Regions from separate parts of the Homo sapiens genome. Here region 2 is linked to region 1. A link is a contact called in ENCODE Hi-C or POLR2A ChIA-PET data. All regions are on one chromosome and are shown on one strand. Each heading gives the region's core, a stretch centred on a gene start or an enhancer-like site at or near the end of the contact. The rest is flanking DNA. Distances are from core to core; before and after follow the strand shown.

Region 1 (4,407 bases), core at 1,455-3,954:
AATACAAAAGTTAGCCAGGCGTTGTGGTGGGCGCCTATAGTCCCAGCTACTTGGGAGGCTGAGGCAGAAGAATCACTTGAACCCAGGGAGGCGGAGGTTGCAGTGAGCCAAGATCGCACCACTGCACTCCAGCCTGGCTGACAGAGTGAGACTCCTTCTCAAAAAAAAAAAAGAAAGAAAAAAGAAAATAAGACAGTCATTTGCTCTGAAGTAGAAAGAGAAGAAGTGGTGGGTAATGATACAGGTATTTTTTAGGTGGAGAGGAATTTGTATAATGGAGTTCATGTCATTGATTTCTGTCTTCTCAGTAATAATCATAAGCCCTAGCATTTACTAGCCTAAATAATTTGTAATGTATTAACTCACTTAATCCTTACAACCTCCTAAAGTATATACTATTGTTATCCCCATTTTACAGTTATGGAAACAGAGTCACCAAGAAGTGAGGTGACTTTAACAAGGTCAAACAGCTAATAAATGGTAGTACTCAGCCAGGCATGGTGACTCACACCTGTAATCCCAGCACTTTGGAAGGCCAAGGTGGGAGGATCAGTTGAGCCTAGGAGTTAGAGACCAGACTGGGCAACATGGTGAGACCTCATATCTACAAAAAAAATAATGATAATAATTAGCCGGGCATAGTGATGTGTGCCTGTAGTCCCAGCTACTCAGAAGGCTGAGATGGGAGGATCGATTGAGACTGGGAGGTGGAGGCTGCAGTGAGCCGTGATTGTACCACTGCACTCCAGACTGGGTTAATAGAGTGAGACCCTGTCTCAAAAAGAAAAAAAAAAGGTAGTGCTCATATTTCTACCCACGAGATAGAAAGGAGATAAGGCGATTTGCCAAGAGTAAAAGAGTAACCGATGGAAAAGGAAGAGCGGAAATTGGGAACCTGAGTGAATATAAAAGTTTAGAATAGCCAGAGTGAAAAGTATGCCTCTGAGGGTGCAAATAGAGTGAGCCCTCTTCCAGACCATCAGTCTCCTATTTTCTTCTGCTAATAGAACCTCTCCCCTTGAAGATTCCACAAACCAGATGTGTGGAATTCCTCAGTCCTTTCGGGCTGTTTGAGGTGATTCTGCCCTTCCTTTCACATTCCTGGACTCTGGGTCTGCCCTTTGGACAGGATTCTCCTAATAAAGCTGAAGGTGGCAGAGAATTATTCTAGGCTGTCTTCTGACAGGGCTGTACACCAGCCGCACACCTGGGCAGACTTACTGAAACTTTTAAAAGTGCATGTTTAAAATGGCATTAGATTTGGGGTCTCAGTAGCCCCTATGTTTCAGGAGAGATTTTCTTTTTCTTATCTTTCTTTTTCTTTTTTTTTTTTTTTTGAGACAGAGTTTTGTTTTTGTTGCCCAGGCTGGAGTGCAATGGTGAAATCTTGGCTCACTGCAACCTCTGCCTCTCAGGTTCAAGCGATTCTCCTGCCTCAGCCTCCTGAGTAGCTGGAATTACAGGCACCTGCCACCATGCCCAGCTAATTTTTTGTATTTTTAGTAGAGACAGGGTTTCACCATGTTGGCCAGGCTGGTATCGAACTCCTGATTTCAGGTGATCTGCCAGCCTTGGCCTCCCAAAGTGTTGGGATTACAGACGTGAGCCACTGCGCCTGGCTAGATTTTCTAATTTAAAAACAGTTAAAGAGGAACACGGCTGGGCGCGGTGGCTCACGCCTGTAATCTCAGCACTATAGGAAGCCGAGGCGGGCAGATCACTTGAGGTCAGGAGTTCCAGACCAGCTTGGCCAACATGGTGAAACCCTGACTCTACTAAAAATTTAAAAATAATAATAGTAAAAAGAGTTAAGGAGGAACAGACAGTTTCTAGCTCTCTGAGATTGTTCCTCTAGACTTTACCACAGGTAACAAAACCTGTTTTTTTCAAACCAAAATTTGAATTTGCTAAAAACTTTTTATATATTACATAATTATTTACATCACCAAGGAAACAGAGGAATTTACAAGTAAGAAACCAAACTGTCTCTATTCTCTTCCTCAAATGTCAGTGGTATTTTGGCAAAGATTCTTAGAGGAGTGAGAACAGAAAAGCAGCAACACTAAAAAGCCAAAAACCTCCTCATGTAGAGACATCAATCAAAAAATGCCGCAACCAAAATTTCATTTTCCAGGAAGGACAGCTGGGTTCAGAATAGTTTCCAGGCAAATTTGCATCATTGGTATTACTTCCTCCAGCAATATGCATTTGTATTTTTTCACATCGAGACATCGTGAAGAACTTCCAACTTCTTAGTAACTCTCCAGGCATTCCAGGTCATGTGCAGATGCAGAGAGCTGGGTTGATGGGGTTTCATGACTCAAAAGGCTAAGTACTGGCACAAATTCATTACAAGCGGGGCAGCCGGGATATTCAGCTAGACAATCCATTCAGAATCAAACTTAGATACAAAGATGTAGAGATACATTGTTCCTGAGATGTGAGCAAGGAGCAAACGCAACACAGAATGGAATTGGGTTTAAGAATGTGTCATGTGAATCCGCCTACAGACAACGCTGGGAACTGTTCCTGAAATGGGAGGAGGCTGTCATCACCTCTCCCTCAGTAGCACCATGTGCCACAGAAATCATTTTTTCTTCTTTTTTGTCTTCATTTTCATTTTGGAAGTGCATTTTGATATGCTGTCTCCCTTCCCCCATTTCCCTCCTCCCCACTCAGGGAGACAAGGCTGATGCTCACTAACCTCTGCTATTTGCTGCCAGGAAAAGGAAGGGAGGTTGAGGGGGTGCTTACAAACCCCTGTGAAGCGCGCCGGTCCTGGCATCACCCAAACGGGCATGCCCTCTACCTCCTCCTGGTGGATGCGAAGGGAAGACTAATTCCTCATAGTGATGAGGACACAGAGCTAAACTGTGGCCAACTGAGAGACCTCCAGAGGAGGTCAGTTCAGGACCGATGGGTAAGCTCTGACATGCTTCTTCACTCTTAGTGGATAGACTTAAGAAGAGTGATGAGTGGCAATATCTAGTCCTTTACTGAGAAGAGAAGCCTACAGTTTTTCCTACTGTACTGCGTGAAAGCTCGGGAAAGATCAGGAGTGTCTGACACCAAAGCAGACATGAGTTGAAGCTGTCAAAGCCACTACATCAACAGCTTCCCACTGTCATCCAGCTGAAGTCCTGGGTGCTCCTCACATAGGAACAGGCACTCTTCTAAGAGACGAAAGCCGCCTTCTAATTGCTGTTTCCAGTCAGAGGTAGATGTCACACACCCACACGTGCAAGTTAATGACAGATTGAAGACTTGTGGTCATGCTGTCTGTCCTTAAGCTATCTGTATGTGTTTCAAGAAGGTTCCATATAGTCCTAAACACCCCACTGTCCCCCACCAACTCTGTCTTTTCTAGCAGAACAAGAAGAAATCTACAGATTGTAGAAGTCTGTTTTATTCTCCTATTACTTTTGCCCTTGGGCTAAGCTAAAACCAGGACGCCTCTTCTTCAGGTTTTATATCATGTCTCATTCCCTCTTAGCCGCTGCTTAGCTACATAGGTTTTGCTCCCTAAGTTTCTATCAGAAATTAGCTTTTCTCTTAGTCACCTTTCCTATTCCCGTCTCCTATTAATTTAGAATTATTTTACTGTAATCAGACAGAACGTCCTCCTTGCTACTCCATTATTTATTTCCATAGCATTTTCAAGTTCATCCTCCCTACACAGACACACACACACACCACACACACACTCAGTATTTACATGGGCTCCAAATGTTCCGGACCCAAGTAGACTGATTCTAGATGGGAATCCAGAACCTGAATTCATAACCTTTGGGAAGTTTGGCCTGAGACTACCTGCCTACCTGAATGAAAGGAAGAGCAAGACTGTGAATTGTGAATACATGAGGTGGATCACTGTTCACAGGGCAGAAGATAAGACCCACTGAGGGAACAGACGTTATGTCAACCCCAGACATGCAGCAGTTGTTTTCCAAGTTCTCACTAATGTTTCTGGCTGGCCTAGGAGATAAAGAAGTTCTGAAAACAGGCTGGGCGCAGTGGCTCACACCTGTAATTCCAGCACTTTAGGAGGGTGAGGTGGTTGGATCGCCTGAGGTCAGGAGTTTGAGACCACCCTGGCCAACATGGTGAAACCCCATCTCTACTAAAAATACAAAAATTAGCCAGGCATGGTGGGGCACGCCTGTAATCCCAGCTACTCTGGAGGCTGAGACAGGAGAATCACTTGAACCCGGCAAGCGGAGGTTGCAGTGGGCTGAGATCACTCCACTGCACTCCAGCATGGAGCGAAACTCTGTCTCAAAAAAAAGGAATTTCTGAAAACATACTAATAGCATCCTCTCTGACTATCATACTGAGGAATGGAAAGTTTTTGTGTTAGGGAATGCAATTTAATCCTAGATTATGGCCATCACAAATGATACTTATAAT
Region 2 (4,547 bases), core at 1,296-3,795, 60 kb after region 1:
CGTGGTGGCACCATTGCCAGGAGCCATTATCTCGTTATTTCATTGCGAACAATTATTTTCTACTATCATTCATTCTGCATATTTGGCTCCAGTTCCTCTCCCTCATCCCGCTGCCTCCATAACTTCTGACCAGGTCTAGTACTATTTTGGACCTCAAGATGACTAAATCCTAGTAGCCGAAATTTACATCTGTAGTTGAAGCCAAGAGGATTATAGATCTGCTATAGTGCGGGACCAGCAGCATCACCTAGAAACTTGGTAGAAATACAAATTTTGGGGCTCTATTAGAAACCTACTGAATCGGCTGGGCACGGTGGCTCACGCCTGTAATCCCAGCACTTTGGGAGGCCAAGGCGGGCAGATCACGAGGTCAGGAGATGGAGACCATCCTGGCTAACACGGTGAAACCCTGTCTCTACTAAAAATACAAAAAAGTAGCCCGGCATGGTGACAGGTGCCTGTAGTCCCAGCTACTCAGGAGGCTGAGGCAGGAGAATGGTGTGAACCCGGGAGGTGCAGGTTGCAGTGAGCTGAGACTGCGCCAGTGCACTCCAGCCTGGGCGACAGAGCGAGACTCTGTCACAAAAAAAAAGGAAACCTACTGAAACAGGCCAGGTGCAGTAGCTCATGCCTGTAATCCCAGCACTTTAGGAAGCTGACGTAGGTGGATCACCTGAGGTCAGGAGCTCGAGACCAGCCTGGCCAACATGGTGAAACCCCGTCTCTACTAAAAATACAAAAATTAGCTGGGCATGGTGGCGGGCGCCTGTAATCCCAGCTACTCGGGAGGCTGAGGCAGGAGAATCACTTGAACCCAGGAGGAGGTTGCAGTGTGCCGAGATCATGCTATTGCACTCCAGCCTGGGCGACAAGAGCAAGACTCCGTCTTAAAAAAAAAAAAAGAAAGAAAAAGAAAAACCTACTGAATCAGAAACTCAGAGGTTGAGGCCCAGCAATCTGTTTCGTTTTGTTTGAAACAGAGTCTGGCTCTGTGGCCCAATCTGGAGTGCAGTGGTTCCATCTTGGCTCACTGCAACCTCCGCTTCCCAGGTTCAAGTGATTCTCCTGGCTCAGCCTCTTGAGTAGCTGGGACTACAGATGGACACCACCATGCCCTGCTAATTTTTATATTTTTAGTAGAGATGGGGTTTCACCATGTTGGTCAGGCTGGTCTCGAACTCCTGACCTTAGGTGATCTGCCAGCTTCAGCCTCCCAAAGTACTGGGATTATAGGCATGTGCCACTGTGCCTGGCCCCAGCAATCTGGTTTAACAAGACTTCCAGTTGATTCTGGTGCCTGTTAAAGTTGGAAAGCCACTGGACTAACATTGGCTGCCCCATGATGTCCTTTGGTCTAGAAATGATTTACTTAAGGTCCTACTATGTGCATGGCAACACGTTGGGTGCTCAGTATTTAGATGCAAAGTACAAGGTCTGGTGCCCACAAGGAACTGACAGTCTATTCAAGGGAACAGGACATAAGCCTGTGAAAAGGTAACCGGTGACAGTTGGTAGTTGGCAGTGTGTTCTTAGCATACCACACAACTGGTGCAGGCGGTGAGATTCCAGGTGAATCCAAGGAAAGTTTGGTGAGTAGGCGTGGCTGGCAGAGGTTTTAGAGTTGACGCCAGCTAGGCCTTAAAGAGTTATCCTTTGGAGACAGGGGTGGCAGGGAAAAGAGGGAGGATTTCCAAGAAGGGAGAGTGGGATGAACAAAGGCAAGATTCTGGAGAAGATGATAACCTTGCTAGCAAGGAAGCTTTATTCCCTCTCTTCTCACCACCACTATTTCTGCAGTGCACACTGGCAGTGTTCTTTCCTTGGGCCTTTTTCATGGTTACCTTCTAGCTCTTCCATAAACACATTCGTCACGTTGGGGTGTGTGTGTGTGTCCACGTTTCTGTGTGCTGCCGTGGGCGTGGGTGCTGGGATGTGGGATGTGGTAACACTGGCTGGTGAGTGCAGAGGGACGTCTGAGGAACGCTGTGTCCCTGCCAGGGGTGTCGTAAGTGCAGAAGGGGCTGTGCCTGCTGTACATCAGAAGCATGTGTGGGCCAGGCGCGGTGGCACATCCTGTAATCACAGCACTTTGGGGGGCCGAGGCGGGCGGATTACCTAAGGTCGGGAGTTCGAGACCAGCTTGGCCAACATGGTGAAACCCCGTCTCTACTAAAAATACAAAAATTAGCCAGACGTGGTGGCGGGCACCTGTAATCCCAGCTACTCGGGAGGCTGAGGCACAAGAATCGCTTGAGCCCGGGAGGCGGAGGTTGCAGTGAGCCGAGATTGCGCCACAGCACTCCAGCCTGTGCGACAGAGCAAGACTCTGTCTCAAAAAAAAAAAAAAAAAAAAAGGATGTGTGTTCTGGGTGATGGTATAGAGCTTACGTGGGGGTAATAAACCGCCAGCCGCGCAGCACCGCGCTCACCAGTCCGCTGCACTGAACAAGCAAAGCCCAGAATGCTCCGAGATAAGACCGGGAGAGGCGGGGCTGGGCTGCGGGGCGGAAGCTGGAATCTGGCGGCGGCGGAAACGCGATCTCTGCGGGGCAAGATGGCGGCGCCCAGACAGGCCTGGAGCACGTAGGTGGCGGGGCTGGAGGGACGGATTTCAGGTGATCTGGGAGGAGGACCCAGGGTAGCGTGTCCAGTTTCTTTGCTGGAACCTGCCTGCGGGCCTTTGGTCTGTAAGGGAGCAACTGTGGCCTCCTCTGTGCATAGATCTCGGGCACGGCCCTTCAACGGGCGGCGAAAGCTGCGACTCGATGATTCCTCATTGTAGAGTTGGGTGGTCCAGGAGGCTTAACTGGAGCCCTTGACCTGAGCGGTAAGGGCAGTCACGCGTCCCGACTCGGGATTGGATCCTGGCTCTGGAGGATAGGCTGCAATGTAAGAGCCCCAGAGACTCCTCAGAGGCCAACATAAACCCAGAGGTCCATTGTTAGGACTACTTTTTTTTACGAGTTACTCTTTAGGCATTACTCTTTAGGATTACAGGCGTGAGCCACCGCGCCCGGCCAACCCATTCTTATTCTATTAATAACTGAAAATGTTATCACTTCTAGCACTGATTGGTTCTGGACAAATCTGCGCTGGATTTGTGGGGAAACACACTGGTGGCTTTACTTAGGACTAAAATAATTGTTACTGAGGTTTATTTATATAAGTAACAGGCACTGGGCTAGGCGTTTTGCGTGTATAGTCATTTAAATCCTCACACATTTCCTATTATATAGGACCTGTTACTCACATTTTACAGTTGTGGAAATGGGACTTAAGACAGCATAGAGGCCGCGCACGGTGGCTCACGCCTGTAATCCCAGCACTTTGGGAGGCCGAGGCGGGCGGGTCACCTGAGATCAGGAGTTCGAGACCAGTCTGGCCAACATGGTGAAACCCCGTCTGTACTAAAAAAATACAAAAAATTAGCCGGGCGTGGTGGCAGGCGCCTGTAATCCCAGCTACTCGGGAGCCTGAGGCAGGAGAATCACTTGAACCCAGGAGGCGGAGGTTGCAGTGTGCCGAGATCGTGCTATTGCACTCCAGCCTGGGCAACAAGAGGGAGAATCTGTCTCAAAAAAAAAAAAAAAAAAAAAAAAAGGACAGCATTGATAATTTGCCTAATTTCGCACATTTAGTGCATTTAGTAAGTAGCGGAACTGGTATTTGACTTCTGGCCTATTGATTCCAAAACTGGTGCCCATAACCCCCTGGCTCTCTTTGTGATGTAGGTATGGCGCACCCTATGAAGTGAGCTGGACTTTGCTTTTGGATCACATGAATCCATGGATAAGTAGGAATTGTTTCTGCTTATGTAGACTCTTATAGGAGTGAATTGTTACCATACTATGGATTCTCAGTTCATCTAGTTCAGCCTTCCTTAGGGCCTTTGGGTAGGCATTGGGGTAGGAGACTTTTTCCTTGTTTGTTGGTCAGACTGCCCAACAATTAGATATGGTTATCTGCCCTTTGGCTATATAAATAATAAGAATCATAACTGGCGTTTGTGTCCTTTCATGTATGAGACTCTGTTCTAATCTTCTTACATATATATAATTAATTCAGGAGGTAGGTACAGTTATCTTCATGTTACAGATGAGGAAACAAGCACAGTAACTTCAGTAAAATACCTTGCTTAAGCTTACACAGTTAGTAAATGGCAGAGCCTGGATTTGAACACAGGCAGTCCATTTTCATACTGTTTACCTCCCATCCAGGAAAAGGCACATCTGTATACTTCGCTGTTGTCATGCTACAAATAGTAATTAATACAAGTTCTATGCCAAATTTAAGATGAAATTTTGTAGACAGGTCTTTGCTCACTTCATCCACTTCCTTCAGTTCTCTACTTATCTAAGTTTTCTCTTTCAATATTGACCTCTATTTTTAACCTTTAGGGATTTTTCCCACCTCTGAAATCGTGTAGCACTGATCTTCTATGCAATTAATTTCATCACTGGGATGTACTGCCTTGTAAATTTATATGTGTGTTTACCATATTCTCTCACCCCAACTTTGGGTACATCATTGACCAAAGGAAGACCTTT

The links. Hi-C counts contacts between places; a loop is a spot of excess contacts on that map. ChIA-PET counts read pairs that join two places held with the same protein, here RNA polymerase II (POLR2A). Pooled maps may share reads with other maps.
Region 2: a loop to region 1 is called in a pooled map, with 2.0 times the contacts of the local background. The contact joins the promoter of RPAP1 here to the enhancer-like site in region 1. A Hi-C loop is called at or near these places in 19 of 168 maps with a recorded cell type or tissue (B cell, CD4-positive, alpha-beta T cell, CD4-positive, alpha-beta memory T cell and 14 more), 1 of 37 single-sample maps with no recorded cell type and 18 of 50 pooled maps. POLR2A ChIA-PET finds 5 or more read pairs at or near these places in 9 of 52 experiments (A673, HepG2, OCI-LY7 and 4 more).

What each region holds. Positions count from the first base shown.
Region 1 is chr15:41,602,433-41,606,839 of GRCh38, reverse strand. No RefSeq gene overlaps it. Among named protein-coding and RNA genes, the nearest start is that of TYRO3, 45 kb to the right of the region's middle. Within about 2 kb of position 2,704, at least 4 of the 41 ENCODE cell types and tissues checked have a DNase peak (open chromatin) inside an H3K27ac peak, as active enhancers do; they include Panc1 and dorsolateral prefrontal cortex, where a contact is called at or near this core.
Region 2 is chr15:41,542,255-41,546,801 of GRCh38, reverse strand. It overlaps RPAP1 (RNA polymerase II associated protein 1), which reads left to right and starts at 2,545. Exons shown (of 25, transcript NM_015540.4): 1 at 2,545-2,583. RefSeq lists enhancers at 2,401-2,790, 2,724-3,305 and a silencer at 3,785-3,985.